2 separate regions of the Mus musculus genome follow, and region 1 is linked to region 2. Evidence: chromatin loops called from intact Hi-C (ENCODE). Cell type or tissue: left cerebral cortex. All regions are shown on one strand.

Region 1 (8,000 bases), 66 kb before region 2:
GAAGAAACCGAGTACTGAGAGCGAGATTGGTGCCTGGATGGGAAAGGGCAGAGACTTGAGAAACAATTGATAGCTTTGATGATCATCTTGCACTGCGTTCCGGTCCCATGGTTATCTAATAACCCGGCTCTCCTGCTACAGACACTTCAGAGGCACCTACTTGCCTCGTGACTCACTCTTCCTATCTCTCCTTAAAAAGCAGTGGGCAGGAGAGACAGACAGCTCGGCAGGTAAAGGCACTTGTGGCCAAGGCTGACAGCCTGAGTTCAGTACCCTAGGACCCACACAGTAGGAAACCACCAACTACCCCAACCTCGGTATAATCTGCCACAACAGTAATACATTCACACACAGCTGCAAAAATAAGTAAATGTAACATAAAAATTAAGAAAAATAAGTTTTGACTTTCCTTTCTTGGACTTGTCTTTCAAGCGTCCCATATACATCCTGCTTTTGCTGCCCCTGTCCTGGAAATACAGGTCCTGGAAATGGAATGCAAATTTCCTTCCTTTTTCCACCTTGGTTTTACTTAGCTGTAAATATTTACTTTAATCACCACTGCCTTTAAGAGGCCTTCTCTGACTTCTCCCAACTGCACTGAGATACCTACTATCATTTGTCCCATGATACCATATAAAACTCTCGAGGGATGAAGAGTTAGACCACTTTAAGCATAGTAGTAAGTATCAGCCACAGACCAAGACACGTTGTTCATCAGGGCTAAGTGCCAGGCTGACATGATCTCCTTGAACCCTGATACAGTCCCAAGAAGAGTTTCTTTGTCTTACAGAGGTGGGAGCTGAGTTCTGGGTGTGGCTTTGGGCTTTTCAGGCCAAGAGACTCTTCTGGAGTACATTTGTTAAATGTTTGCTGCATGAGGAAGCACAGGCTCCTCTCAGGCCCCTCTGAGATGCAGCCAGCATCCTCTTTAAAGGTCACACATGCTTCTTTCTGTCCTTGTCTCGTAACAGTGGCATGACAGTCATTAGCTTTTGTTGAAATGTCCCCCTCCTGTTAAAAAAGTTGCTGTTTGTTTTGTTGTGGGTTTTTGTTTCTGGGGCCCATGTATCCCAGGCTAGCCTGAACCTCCCTGTGAACCAATGACTGTGCTGGGTGGCCTGATCCTCTTGCTTTGGCCCCCTTAGTACTGGGAGGAGCAAGGATACCAAGTCGAGTTCTGTTGACCTCTTTAAATGCTACATGAGAAAGAGAAAGATGGCCCCAATTTAAAATGGTCAGACATGGGATTTTCATATTTACCCTGGTACAAAATTGATGTGCACTGGTATGCGAGAGTTTGAGGTAAGGAAATGAAGACTATTTTTCTATGAAACTTGGCAAAAACAAAACAAAACAAAACAAACACACAAAAAACAGGAAAAGTCATGGTGGTGGTGGGACAGGGACGCTGGAACAAGGCAGAGTTCGTGGGTGTAAAGGGGCTGGCTTTAGTTTGCAAGCTTTGAGAGGTATTGCAAAAACAACATGTTTAATATGTTTAGAATCAATAGCCTAGAGGAAGAAAGAGGTTAAAAATACTGGAAGAGGAATTTCTTGGAGGAGAGGAGAGGAAGTTCTCGAAGCTTGTGGATTACTGGGGGGAGCCGAGGTTGCTGCTCAGAGATTAGCCCAGCGCCTCTCTTCTTCTTCAATCTTATTTTCTAATCCCCCAAACAAACAGCACACTCTGACCCTTACAGATAGTCATCGCAGCGACTTCCTTTTCTCTCTCCTTTTCCTCCTCCACCTTCTCCCCCCTTCCTCTTCTTCATTTCCTCTGCTCAAGACAGGCTAATTCCAAAGAAAGGATCAGTCCTACAATTTTAAGAAATAATAAGAACTTTATCTTCATTTCAAAATCCTCATATTAACGAGTCCCTGAGCTCTGCCTGTCACCGATCAGTGGGTGGTATTTTAGTGGGGTCAGAAGGGGACTTTAAATTACTGAGTTCAAGGCTGAGACTTGTGTGGTGTGTAACACACACAACACACTGATTCTGGGGGTGGGGCTTCCTGTGAGTTCCAACATGGAGGATGGTACAGACATGTCTCCCTCCCTTTCCACTCTCTTCCTCCTGGGCCCTCACCAGCCATCCCCCAGACCAGGCCTGGAGAAATGCAAGGTTAGACCTTGGGAATCTAGAACAGGATGCATGGGAAGGGACTGGGAAATCCCAAAGGCACCGAAAGCTGGGGAATTCCAGAGGCCACTCAGTCTTCTCGGGGTGCCTCTTCAGGACAGGCTATATAAGGGACGAAACTAAATGTGTGTATATCGTACCTCAATAGGGGATCTTAGCAAAGCTTGTGGACATCCATAAACTAACATAATTATCATTTAAAACAACAGAGTGCTTGCTATTTGATTTGTAAGTCCATATTGCTTATGCCTTAAAAGAATCCAAGCAGTGAATCTTATCCTCACAGTCCACAGACATAGAAGAAATAGAAAAAGCAAATCGTGTGGTTTCATATACACAATAAAGATGTTCAGAGGGAAAAAAAAAGTTGTGTGATTGGCAGCTATAGCTGAGGTAAGGAGAATAAGTTCATGTTACTGCATTGTCAGAGTTTTGGAGACTGTGGAATAGCTCTCTGGGCACCAACGTGAGAGGCCATATATTCCCTGTAACCTGTCTGCCATCAGGTACCCAGTCTGCAAGTACTTGGTGGTGGGGGTGGGGGTGGCGGTGTGAGCAGGGTCTTCCTTTTATAATTGCTTGAATGTTTTCACTAGAAAACTGGTTTATATCAGGATTTAAAGGCTTTTTTAAAATGTATTTATTTTTAATTCTTTGCTTTGTTTTGTTGTTGGGGATTGAGGTATTGGATTGGGTTTGTTTTGTTTAATACAAGCTCTTGCTGGGTCGCCCAGGCTGCCCTGGCACTCAGCCAGGGCGTCCTTACACTCCTTCCAATCCTCCTGCCTTAACCTCTGAAGGGCTGGGCTCTCAGGCACTACCCAACTTGGGAGAATTGGAAGTTACAATGGCAGTATATAAGCAGTAGGTTTTCCATGATGAATGGTGCCTCTCTGAAATCACAGTTGCTCTATGTCTGGTTCCCATGGCTTTTGAGAAAGAGGCAACTCTCCCTCCCGAAATCCAGACAGGCTCTGCCGGCTGGGATCACACAGAAGTGCCGACTAGCTATCAATTTTCCGCATCAGTTGATAATATCATTATCAACTAAGCCATCTTATATGAAGAGTAATATCTGTTTACTATTACATAATAGGAAAAAGAACCACAAGTGGAAAATCCCTAAAAGCTGGCCAATCTCCTTAATCGTATCTGGCAGCTCTCCGAGGGGACTGTGGTTTCTGGATAGCTTTTTTTTTTTCTCCCTTCAAATAAATTAATAAAAACCAAGGCAGACTAGATTTAGCAAAGAATTACACTTAGTGTTTTACCTAGGTACTGCCCAGAAATCTAGCTATGGTCTTAAGCTTTGACTCCAGGCTCCCAAGATAGCTGCTTCCGAACTCCGGTTTAATTTGGAACTAGACCCCTCCAGGCTCCCGTCTACGGAACTCTTGCTTTGTTTTAGACGGACATATCCTCCAGTCTGCGTTTGTTTACAATGCTCTTCACAACCATGGCGCAGCCATGAAGAAAAACGAGGCCCAGGTGGCCACACAACCAGGGCTGCTTCTGTATCCGGCCATTCACATCTCGAAGAGTCTTGCAGCTGTCTCCAGCTCAGAGCCATTGTGGCTGGTCTCTGAGGATTCCCAAAGCCACTCACAACCCTCCCTCCACCCAAGCAATTCAGCTCCCGCTGCCCCCAGGAGCGCAAGGGGCGGGCTGTAGCTTGAATTCCCTAGGGGCCTGATGGAGAAGCTCTCAGCTCAGCAGTTTTAAAGGGCACCTTGCCCAGGCTGCAGGGCTGGAGAGGGAGTCTATGACTGTATTCACATCTCACACCCCAGCCACTCTCCAGGGATTTCTGAGGCTAAAGTAAATACCATAAACTCTGTCCTTAATTAAGGCCCCATAGCTACGAAGCTAGCGAAAATCGAAAATCGTCAGCAAGGAACAGGAGAGAACATACTGAAGTCAGAGTGAAGACTAAACCAAGAAAAAGCATGCAGCCGTTTCCATTCCTGCTAGAAAATGTCGCTTTTGTGATGTTTTTCTCTAATACCCCTGAACAAATAGATTACTTCCTTCCCTAGCTACACTCTCTGCAGAGAGGCGACCATATTCTCATTAAGGTCTGGAATGGGTTGATTTGTCAAAAGTCTTGGCGTCCGAGACCCATCCTCACTGTGCCCACAGCAGACTGATTTAAAACAGCAGACACGTCTGCTCTTGGCACATGCGCAAATCGTAGATTTCTCTTAGCTTCAGAGAAAGATGCGCAATGGATTCAAAGAATCAACACTGGGCAGATAGAGGACATACAATTCCCAAATAAATCCGTAACAGCCATCGAGGACACACACTTTCCAAATAAATCCGCAACAGCCATTGTTTTCTTTTGCTTTTCTGGCAGCTGTGGTTGGCTCTCCATCTCAAGCTTCCGTGTTCGCTGCCTGGCTTTCCCCACCCTCCACCCTCCCAAAATGCAGACCTGGGGACTCGCCCACTCATGTGACACCTTGTAGCCACAGTTCCACCTTTACTGCCCAGCACTGGCCTCAGGTTGGTGGAAACAGGGGCCTTCAACCCTGGAAGAACCCTGCTTCATGTCCTGTCTTATATATTAACACCTCAAATTATAATTCAGTGTCTCTTGTGAGACTATGCCGGGGCCTAGCAAACACAGATGTGGATGCTCATAGTCAGCTAATGGATGGATCATAGGGCTCCCAATGGAGGAGCTAGAGAAAGTACCCAAGGAGCTAAAGGGATCTGCAAACTTATAGGTGGAACAACATTATGAACTAACCAGTACCCCGGAGCTCTTGTCTCTAGCTGCATATGTATCAAAAGATGGCCTAGTAGCCCATCACTGGAAAAATAGGCCCATTGGTCATGTAAACTTTATATGCCCCAGTACAGGGGTACGCCAGGGCCAAAAAGTGGGAGTGGGTGGGTAGGGGAGTGGGGGAGGGTATGGGGGACTTTTGGGATAGCATTGGAAATGTAAATGAGGAAAATACCTAATTAAAAAAAATTATAATTCAGTGTTCGTAGCGGCAAGGGGAGATTTACACTTTCACACTCCAAGAATAATTGTAGTCAGACCCTGCGACTTGTGAATAAAATGGAAGACAGATCAGCTCACATCTTGTACCTCATCCCTGCAAAGCTAAATAGACTTGGTAAAAGGGATGGCAAGAAATCCAGAGGAAAAAGATTAACTTCAAATTGAAGTTTGGAAATAAAGCAGGAAACGTTACCAGCTTCAAGCTTAAAGCCAGAAGAAGAAAAAGAAGAAGAAGAAGAAGAAGAAGAAGAAGAAGAAGAAGAAGAAGAAGAAGAAGAAGAAGAAGACGAGGAGGAGGAGGAGGAGGAGGAGGAAGAGGAGGAGGAGGAGGAGGAGGGGGAGGGGGAGGGGGAGGGGGAGGGGAAGGGGGGAGGGGGAGGAGGAGGAAGAAGAAGAAGAAGAAGAAGAAGAAGAAGAAGAAGAAGAAGAAGAAGAAGAAGAAGAAGAAGAAGAAGAAGAAATATTTTCCATTTGAAATAAAACTTAGTAATTTCTAGGTTGATCAGAAACACATTTGAAAGGCTAGGGCCGTAGCTAAGTGGTAGGGAATTTGCCTAGCATTCAAGGGGCCACAGAGGCAATCTACTACTGCTGCCTAAAACTCCAACACAAAATCACACTTGAGACTAGATCAAGGATAGAGATTCTATTCTAGTCCCAGAATCTTAGGTTTTAGACTGCACTCATGAAACAGACAAACTTCTTTCTTTTATAATGCTGGGACCAACCCTTACACAGGAAGAGTAAGCACTCTGCACTTGGCTGTACCCCTAAGCCTTAATTAAACATTTTTATTTCTCCTTGTGTATGCGTATATGGTGTGTTTGGGTGTGTCTGTGTGAATGTATGTGCCTGTGTAGGTGTGCCTGTGTGAGTATGCCTTGTGCGTGCAGCTTGTTGAGTGTGCCTTGTGAGTGAGTGCACTTTGTGAGTACATCTTGTGAGTGTCTGTATGAGTGTGCCTTGTGAGCGAGTGTGACTTGTAAGTGTGGGCACATCTGTAACAAAGCATCCCCGATGGATGACACCTTTGGGCATCAGTTCTTCTTCCCTTCATGCTGGTCCTCTTGCCTCCCAAGTACTGTGATCGTAGGCATGAATACCTGCTAAGACTCCAAAAGTGATAGTTTAACAGACATGGAAAAGAACTCAGGGCTGGGGTACAGCTCAGTGATGGGGCATTGGTATAGGAAGGGTCAGGGGTTGTTTCTCTCACAACTGCTCACGGAGCAGTGCAGGGAGTTTGGGGAGGGGCATGAGGAGGTCAGGAGGGTGGCAAGGGAGGAAAGGAAAGTAGGGACAAAAACCAGTGACAAGGAGAGAAAAGAGATTTTTTCAGTCAGGTATGATGACGTCAGGTATGCTTCAATCCCTGTCCTCTGACAACTAAAGCAAGAAGGAATGTCACAAGTTTGAGGCTACCTTGGGTAATATAGTAAGCTCTCTCAGAGAGAGGGGCACGGGAAAGGAAGAGAGGGGGAGGAGAAGGAGAGAGGAGAATGGACACATCCATAAGGCAAATAAAGAAAAATTTTAAAACACAAATATAAACAAGTAGAGAAATATGGTTTTAATTGCTTAAGAGCCTTTGCAAATGATAAAATTATTCCCTAAGAAATGAAAGTATAGCCCAGAGCAGCAATTATGATGCAACCTGACATTTTTTAAAATGTAAAAGACTGTATGTTGTAAAACAGGAGAAAAAAAAAAAAACCTACCCCTGACTCTAACAGAGATTACAGCTGTGTCTATTATAGTCTAAACATTGTACTGATAACATCCACTGTTATAGTCTTTTGACAGAGGAATGTTGAGATAGGCTCCCAAGTAGCCCACGATGGCATTGAACTACCCGCAAAGCAAAGACTGACCTTGAACTTGTTCTTCCCAGTTGGTAGAATCACACCAACCAGCGTCATCTTCCTCCCAGCTATTGAGACGGAATCTTACTTTGTAGCTTAGGCTGGTCTTAAAGTGTTCCCCCTGCCTCAGGCCCCCAAATGGAGGGACTGTACGTCCAGCTCAAATGTTCCTTACCCATCCTGGCCTGGAGCATCCTCAGTAGCTCAAGCTGGCTCTAAACTTCTGTGTTCCTGCCTCAGTTTCTCAAGTAGCCAAGATAGCAGGAATGAACCAATAAGCCTGGCTACTATTCTTTGTGTGTGTGTGTGTGTGTGTGTGTGTGTGTGTGTGTATTAAAAGAAAAGGCCTTATTCTAGTCTTGTCTGGCCTGGAACTCAACTATATAGACTAGGAGAGCCTTGAGCTCACAGCAATCTAAACTGTACCTCCTGAGATCTTGAATTACAGGCGCATGCCACCATCCCTGTCTACAACCTCACTAAAAAAAAAAAAAAAAAAAAAAAAAAAAAAGTGAGGTTTTATAATAGTGAAAAACACATACTTATCCTTGTCTTTTCCAAGTGCTGGAATTAAAAGTGTGCATCAGCACGCCCAAGTAACCTTAAGGTGTTAAGGTTTATTTTTGTTTCTATGTGGGAGGTAGAAGAGCTCTGAGAGCCCCCTGAATCTGAGGGTACCAGCAGCCGTGAGCCACTCAATGAATGTGGGAGCTGGGAACTGAACTCAGATTTTCTGTTGAAACAGTCCAAATTCCTAACTTGGGAGCCATCTTTCCAGTACCTGGCCTTGGGACTTCTCTTCCTCTCTATTTCCTGCTTCCCATTCCTTCGACTCCTGGACTGGATTCCTAGCTGCACACACACTTATGCAGCTACTTGTCTCTACGCCTTGCCCACCATGATGGATCCCATCTGCTTGTGCTGTAAGCCAAGATAAGCACTGCCCCTTTAAAATGATAATGACTTAAGAATAGAAACACTCTC
Region 2 (8,000 bases):
TTACTGGAAGTGTTTAGGAAGGATTAGAATGTGTGGCCTTCTTGGAGATATGTGACTTTGGGTGAGTTTAAGGTTTCAAAAACCCAGGCTAGGCCCATGGTGTTGCCTCTGTCTCTCTCTCCTCTCCCTCTTTCCCTCTCTACCTGATCCCTGTAAAGCTTGCAGCTACTATCTCAGTGTCATGTCTGCCTGCCTGCTTCCTGACATAATGACCATAGCCTAGCCCTTTGAAACTAATTGGCCAGCCCCCAATTAAATGATTCATTATGAAAATTGCCTTGGCCATGGTGTCCCCTCATAGGAATACAACAGTGAGATGCTGTATGTATGTGTTCTCAGTAGACACTCTGTACATTTCCTCCCGTATGTTCTCCATAGCTAGGGCCCAAGGATGAAGGGTTCAGAGTGGAAATTATATCACCCATTACCTCCCTAATGACTCATTAACAAAAGTTTTACTTCTGGTCTTTAAGTTCATGCTCTGTTGGCCTGGATATCTTAGTTCCAGAGGGAAAATGTTTCTATTAGGAAACACAATAAAAAAATTCCATTGAGTTGGGAGTTAAAATGTTTCCACTGAATTGGGAGTTAAGACAGATGGTTGGCCAATTCAGACAGTCCTCTCTCCAAGTCAACATGGTAAGAAGGGGGTTACAGTGTTGGTGGGGATGACTGATCTGGCCCAGCAAGGGGAGACTGGATGAGTACTTGAGTGGAGTCCAGGCACTTCAGTGTTTATTTCCTGATTAAAGTCGTTGGGAAATTACAGGACAAAATACAAAAGGCTCAGACCCTTCAGTAATGAAGTCTGTCTCACTCTCCCAGTTTAAAGAACAAAACAACAGAGTTTACTGAGGAAAGCGGGGATATAGAACAGGGTGATGAAAGTGATTGGTAATTAACACCAACTACACTACCGTGACCAGTTACAGAAAGAGCTGTCACTGCCATGATGTAATCTTCGTTTTATTAAGATTACCTCTAAACATACAGTGGGTATATTGATCAAGTGTTCTTATTCCTCTTTATTCCCTTCCCATGTAACCTAAGATATTGACTTCGTATTTTACTTAAGACCTGGGATATCAGGAGGAGTAAAGATCATCTCTTGGAGAAGAGGATTACTGCATTTTATTGGTTGTGGATATTTTGGAGTGGATATTTCATGCTACAGTAAAGCCAATGTTACGTTGTTGTTGTTGTCTTTAATTTGGAAATTAAGCGTGGTTTAAAGAGCTCTGTGTTGGTTTTAGATTGGCAGCAAATTGATTTCTGATGGCTAATTGCAGGTATCACCTTCACTGAGTTAAAGGATGTATGTAAAGGATGGGATTATTGTGTTTTCAGGGGTGTGTGTGTGTGTGTGTGTGTGTGTGTGTGTGTGTGAGATGAGTGGGAGTGTTCTACCTGCTATTGGCTGGAGGCCTGAATAAAAAGGAGGAAGAGAGAAAAGGTGTCTTCTTTGAATTCCTCACCCGTATAGACACACCCTTCATCTCATCTTCAGATGTCTTAACTCCAGATCATGTGTTTTCGCCAGTGCCAGACATGAGGGTACACGCTGGTAAGCTCAGAATGTAGGCAGTAGAAGTACAAGGACCAGAAGTTCAAAGTTATCCTTACCTAACACTAAGTTCAAAGCAATATGGGCTACATGAGACCCTGTCTCAAAGAAAGGAAAGAATACAGAAGAAATGTAGACATTTCTAAGCATCAAATGCGCCCCAGGTCTTATTTTTAGTGACGTCAGGGCACAGCTAGGTCTTAGGAAAAATAGCTAGATTTGGAACTTCTCTTAAGCTTTTGTGTGTTTGTCAACGTAATAAACTATGGTCCGTGGCCTCCTTGTGTGCAGCCAGGTCACCCTGCATTAGTCTTCTAGTGATAAACAGATTCTTGGTGCCACCGAAGTTGTGTCCCTGCCAGATCTGATGGAGGGCAGGCTTGAGACCAGGAGCCCTTGGAATGACCTAGAAAAGCTCTTGTGAACACTCAGTCCTTCCTTGACCTTCCAGACTCCTCCCCCTTCCACAGGTCCATATCAGCCTTCATTCTGTCTCAACAACAGCGAACAATTAAAACCTCCCACTTCACTTTCCACTGATTTTGACTCTCAGCCATTAGCCTTGACTTCAAACACTTGGTGAATTATCCTGGCATTCAGTTCCTGGAGGTGACATCTTTGGGAACCTTGTAGGTGGGACCACGGCGCGAAAGCAGGAAGCTGAAGAACAAAGGTAGCAATCTTTCAGCCCTTTATCATGGAATTCCTACCACCCAGGCTGTTGAGGATGGAGATATGCAAATGGTTAATCCCAACACACCTGTGTACTAACTGGGTTCGAGGCCTTTGTTTTCTCTAAGTAGCTCTGACTGTCTGAGCTGGAGTCTACCTGTAGACCAGGCTGGCCTGGGCAGACAGAACTTATAGGGGGTCTGCCTGCCTCTGTCCTCGGAGTGCTGGGTTAAAAGTGTGGGCCACCTTGCCTCCTTGTTTGAGGCTTTTTATATGAAGTTGTAAGGTGTGTGTATCACCAACAGATATAGTCATGTTTTCCATATGAAAGTCCATCTTGAAAGAGGCATATAATTTCTTTATGTTCATTATTTTTCACAATTTATGGGATGAAAATATCAGTAGCCCCACTCTACAGAGATGACAAGAAATTCTTGCAGATAGCAGGCCTCACTTAGAGCTAAGTGTTTGACCAGGCATTCGTTCACCATCTGTATTCACTGTGTCTCCTGAGCTTGTGTGAGGGACATAAAAAATATGGTCAAGATGAAAGACCATTAATGTACAAGAAAAGACACCAAGCAATTCTCCAGCCCCTGCCCCCCACTACTACTATCACGTTGTCTTTTCTTTCTGTCATCTGTGGGCAGGGTTTGTAGGACACTGTAGCCTAGGGGTGGCCTCAACTGCTCTAGCTTCCTCATAGAACAATTACAGGGTCAGGATGGGAAAGATTTCAGGAGAGACTTGGAATGTGAGCCAAGGAAGGCTTTTAGCTTTTACCCTAGTTTGACAGATCTGTCAGAAATTGGGAGTTGTTTTCTTTCTATGAGCACTTTGTAAAATAGGGAGGGTTGAAAGAGAGCGCCTTAACCGTCTCCATCTTGGATCTAATTTTCATAATCTCAAGTCATGGATCTGCAAAGAAATACCAGGTTCTGTGTTAATGATGATCAAGACAAGGATTTGAGATTTCCTGGAATGTGGGCTTCATGAGTAGATTCACCCTGGAGCAATTGAAGCTGGAGGAGGAAGAGTGGGCTCCTCAACCCAGTTCACTGTCTGGATTAGTTTGTATGCAATGGTAAGGGGCCTTTTAGAATATAAACGGGTAGGTAGCCCAACAGCTTTGTTGACCGTATGTAAGGCTTTCTGTGAGACCTTGGTCTCTTGATGTTAGGTCATACACAGTATTTAATTTTGATTCCAAGACTCTCCCAATTTCCTTTTCTAGTCAGATAGACCATTATTTTTCATGATTAGATAGAAACTTTCTAAAACAATTCCCCTGCCTCCTGGCCCCCAGGTAACTGTTGTTGTTTTTTTTTATTAAAGATTTTATTTATTATTATATGTAAGTACACTGTAGCTATCTTCAGACATACCAGAGGAGGGCATCAGATCTCATTATGGATGGTTGTGAGCCATCATGTGGTTGCTGGGATTTGCACTCAGGAGCTCTGGAAGAGCAGTCAGTGCTCTTAACCTCCAGCCCCCCAGGTAACTCTTAAGAGTTAAACACAAGGCAAATAGGTAGTGTTCTACATGTATTCTGGCTGGTAAGGTTGTTGATGTTCTATAAACTTTTTATTTGTTGTTCATTGTATCAGGGCCCTGGCCACATTCCAAAGATGGAGTGAAACTGACTTTGCAGAGTCACAGACCTACCTGCTGTTGCTACCTAGATTTTCATTCTTCCAAGAACGCCCTGGATTCTTCCACTCTGCCCCTTATTAACACTTAAAACTTCTCTTTCTAGAAAGAATGTTTGTAGAACATCAGTATTATCATTTCTTGGGGGTGGGGGAGTTCCGTAATAAATAAGCTTAGCAGTGTGGATTTAATAACTTAATGACATCATTAAGGACAGTGTATACTTCTCTTGTTTTCTCCTGTGCCTCTCATCTTTATGCATGCCACTTTTGACAGTTACATATGGATGGTAACAATTATGATAGAAGCTGTGCTCCAGAAATAGATGCTTAGACACCACTTGTCCATATTAATTCTCATGAATCAAGTCGTTTGTCATCAATTTTCCTGGGGGTTACTATTTTAATAAAAAGACATGCTCTTAGTGACAACCCTCAACAAAAACTCATCGATTCAGTTGCTCTCTCTATATTTTATATAATAACTGTGGTTTTTCTGATGGTTCTGTGTGTTTTGAGGATTCCGCAAGGAAAGTTTTGTACCTACATTACCAATGAGTATAAAAGGCCAGGGGAGAGGGGAGCTAAACTGTACACATGTGTGTGCTGGAGCAATACAAAATGATATTTTCTTATTATCGATGAAATATCTATCTACGTCATCACAACTTGAGGATTAAGGAGCCCAAGAGTAGATGTAGCAGAGTATTTATTTAGACAATGCATTTCAAACCAGTTCCTCTAGTATATGGAGAAATCGTCTTCTGTGAAGCTTTGAATTAAATAAATTATATTAAACTGTCATGTTTCAGTGTTTGCATAGTCCATTTTCCAACAGCAATAGGAGCAAGGCAGCTTTCCAAAACAGTAACAGTTATGTTCTGTTTACAGCTTGGTAAACCAGTTCCGTCAGTTTGGGTTGTCGGTTTGCCCATACTGACGCATACTTGTGAGACCACTGGCTAGGGGAGTTTGGACTAGTTAGTAAGCCAGTCTCCCACCAAAGCTCTGCACTTTCAGGCTCCGGGAAGAATTGCAGGGCTATGCTCTGGGACACATTAGAGCTCCAGGGCAATCCAGTCTTCTGGAGTTCTCTCAGAGAACTCGATCGCCCCCTAGCCTGCACATCCACTGAGTCGTCAGGCAAGTTCAGCCACTTAGCTAGGAGGGAGACTCTGGGAAGGGGCCCGATAACCTCCTGGTAGCAGGACTACCTGGACAAAGGAAGGAGACTAGATTAAGTGGTTGAATCAAGGGGCGACCTCAAGTCTGTGCCCGGTTAACGGGAGCATCGTACATTCCCCCCAACCCTCCCTCCCTCCACTGCCGTGTGTCATCTTCCTGTTCGGAAGTCTTAGTAGGTTGCTGGGACAGAACTGGGGGCGCCTGCTCCACCCATCAGGTATCCGGTTGGAAGAAAAGCCAGTCTCAACAACTTGATTCCCTCTCCGTTAAATGATAAGGTTAGCAGACCATCCGTCTCCAATCGCTGACCATTCCGGAGGCATGGGGAGGAAGGGGCACATGCAAATTGGTCCTTTTCTATTCCAACCACAAATATATGGTTGAGCTTTCTCTTCATTGCACTCGGAGGCCTCGGACTTGAATTCCACATTCCTTTTGGAATGCATGCAAGAGCTTCTTCCCTGGGAGACCAGCCCCTGTGCGTGTGTTTCGATTTTTTTTCTGGACTGATTTGCGGTGCTAATCAGTTAAGTTGCATTTCTTGTATGTCTTACTGGTGAAATAAGCCCAGGATGCTGATGACTGTAATTTTCTGGATGATGTTGCAACGGCAGGATAAGTAGCCCAGTGTTGAACTTTGCAGCTTGCTCCCTTCCTGTATGTAAATTTCCTTTAGATATAAAGTGGGACTCAGAACAGAAAGGCAATAGCAAGCGGCCTCTGGCTGGAGCTCCCTGGTCATCTGGCGCTTCCAGTCTCATCAGAGGCACATAGCCTGGAGGCTAACTTTTTCCGTAACTACTAGTTCTTCCTCCATAAAGTAACCCCAGCCTCCACCTCTGCAGCATTGTGAAGAATGAAAGAGGAGACCTTAAGATCCCCTTGGAAAGGTTCGTGTTCTGAGTACTGTAATTTGGATGGGATGAGTAAAACAAAGATATCTGGGAGAGGCTGGAGGAAGCTCCTGAAAGCTAGGTGATGCACTAGGGAGGGACTCTGGACGAGTTCCTGATTTAATAGTTTCAAACAAATAAGCAAACATCTTCGTGGAGATTGGTGTTTCAAAGCAAACGTTTTCTGGAGGGGAAGTTACCCGGCAGATGCGGAGGGGGCAGGGCAGGGCAGGGCAGGGCAGGGCAGGACTGGGCTAAACAAACGACTGGTACCACATGGTTTGGAGGCACTCACTGGCAATAACAAATTCATAGTTTATGCAGAATCCAAGCACGGAAAAAGCAGGGGCTGGTTGCTATGATTCGGAATCGCCTACACCTTGTTTTAGTTTGGAGTGCCAATTTCAGGCACCCTAAGTACATTGTGAAGGACGTCTACTAAGCAAAATTTCGTCTCTAGAGTTGCGCGTCCGTTCTCCTGGTCTCTAGCTGTCCGAAGTGAGCAAATCAAGAAGCAGCTGAGACTAGAGATTGAGTTAGGTGATGGGAGGTGGCTGCTGCTACAAAACAAACTTGCCCAAGACGGAGGGAGGGAAAAGAGCTTCGCGTGCTTTTCCTGACCTGACAACTGGTATTTTGTAGTGTGTCAAATTCTAAAGTGCCCTTCGCAGCAAGGGGTCATGGCAGGGCAGTCACCGCAGAAAGCACGGCGAGCGCCAGGTACTGGCCCAAGTAGCCGCCTTCCCGGCCCTGGCCCAGACCCGGTGCTCTGGGCTTCCCAGCCAGCGCTGGCGCGCGTCCCCACGTTGGCGGTCAAGCTGCAGCGCCAGGCATCACCCAGCGGCGAGGGGACTGTAAGGCACCTCACTCCTGCCCAACTCCGGCTGCCTCTCCTGCAGCTTCCCTCTGTTCCCAGCTTTTTGAGATGAGTCTCTTACTAATATTTAAAGAGTTAAAGGGTTTCAGTTATGTGAACTTGAAAAAAAAAAAAGCAAGGGGATATAAAAATTAAGTCTACCTGCATCAGCCATCCGGTAGCCCAAAGGAGGAAGGGTAGTGGAGATTAGGAAAAAACGGACGGGGTTTAAGGCAGTGCAATGCAATCTTGGCAGTTTTTTTTTTTTTTTTTTTTCCTTGTGAGAGAGGGACCCGGGCTAGGGTACTGACCACGCAAGGGTCACTCCAGGTCGGTCCTGGAGAGAAACCCCTGCTCCCTCTAACTCGCCACCTCCTCACGTGTTCTTGGCATGGCTAGGATTAAAATTTGCAAGGCTCAAAATTTATGCGGAAAGAACAGAATGTTCTCGGAGATTAGTTGGAAAAAAAAGTGAAATGAAGATTGTACTTTTTTTTTTTGTAGAGCAGAGACTTATTTCCGCCCCCTCCCCTACACATTCCTGACCCCCTCATACCCCCCCCCCCCCGCCTTCCTTCCTCCTCTTCCAAGTTCTGGGATTTTTCAGCCTTGCTTAGTTTTGGCCAAAAGCACAAAAAAGGCGTTTTCGGAAGCGACTCGGCCGTGCACAAGGGCCATTTGTTTGTTTTGGGACTGGGGCAGGAAATCTTGCCGGCCTGAGTCACGGCGGCTCCTTCAAGGAAACGTCAGTGCTCGCCGGTCGCCGTCGCCCGCTGTGCGCCCCTCGGTCCGCAGCTATGGGCGAGATGCAGGGCGCGCTGGCTCGGGCTCGGCTCGAGTCCCTGCTCCGGCCCCGCCACAAAAAGCGGGCGGAGGCTCAGAAAAGGAGCGAGTCCGTCCTGCTGAGCGGACTGGGTAAGTGTCGCCGCCCGGCTCTTAGGGACGGGGTGCGTGGAGATCGGGATAGGGTACAGCGCGGGAACCTGGAGGCTGCGCGTTGGGCCGGGGACGGGACACCGAGGAGGGGAGAGGTCGGCGGTGACCGTGCACTGCGGTGTCCACTCGGGAAGCACGGGAGAGGAAATGGAAAATCACCGAGGCTCTCCACCCCTCCAGTGCCCTCCTCCGGCCCAGGCAGACAGAGGCAGAGTGCATCCCGGTGCGGGGTCCTGCTCACG

What was found. A loop is a pair of places that touch in the nucleus more often than their neighbours do. Peaks named below come from ENCODE experiments on the same cell type or tissue, not always from the same donor. Only the 100,000 strongest peaks of a DNase experiment are listed, where the experiment ranks them.
Region 1: a loop joins it to region 2, with 2.7 times the contacts of the local background. A loop is called at or near these places in 9 of 42 quality-filtered maps.

Annotation. Positions count from the first base shown.
Region 1 is chr10:21,919,963-21,927,962 of GRCm38, forward strand. All of the region lies in intron 1 of Sgk1 (serum/glucocorticoid regulated kinase 1), which reads left to right. Among named protein-coding and RNA genes, the nearest start is that of Gm46215, 42 kb to the left of the region's middle. In left cerebral cortex, no CTCF peak of the experiment used is centred here; DNase peaks (open chromatin) are centred at 3,073, 3,857 and 4,280; H3K4me3 peaks cover 798 bases; H3K27ac peaks cover 1,959 bases.
Region 2 is chr10:21,986,445-21,994,444 of GRCm38, forward strand. The region is part of intron 3 of Sgk1 (serum/glucocorticoid regulated kinase 1); the gene reads left to right. Among named protein-coding and RNA genes, the nearest start is that of Gm34267, 68 kb to the right of the region's middle. In left cerebral cortex, CTCF peaks have their summits at 5,000 and 6,814; DNase peaks (open chromatin) are centred at 4,992, 5,582, 5,802, 6,348 and 3 more places; H3K4me3 peaks cover 3,018 bases; H3K27ac peaks cover 3,187 bases.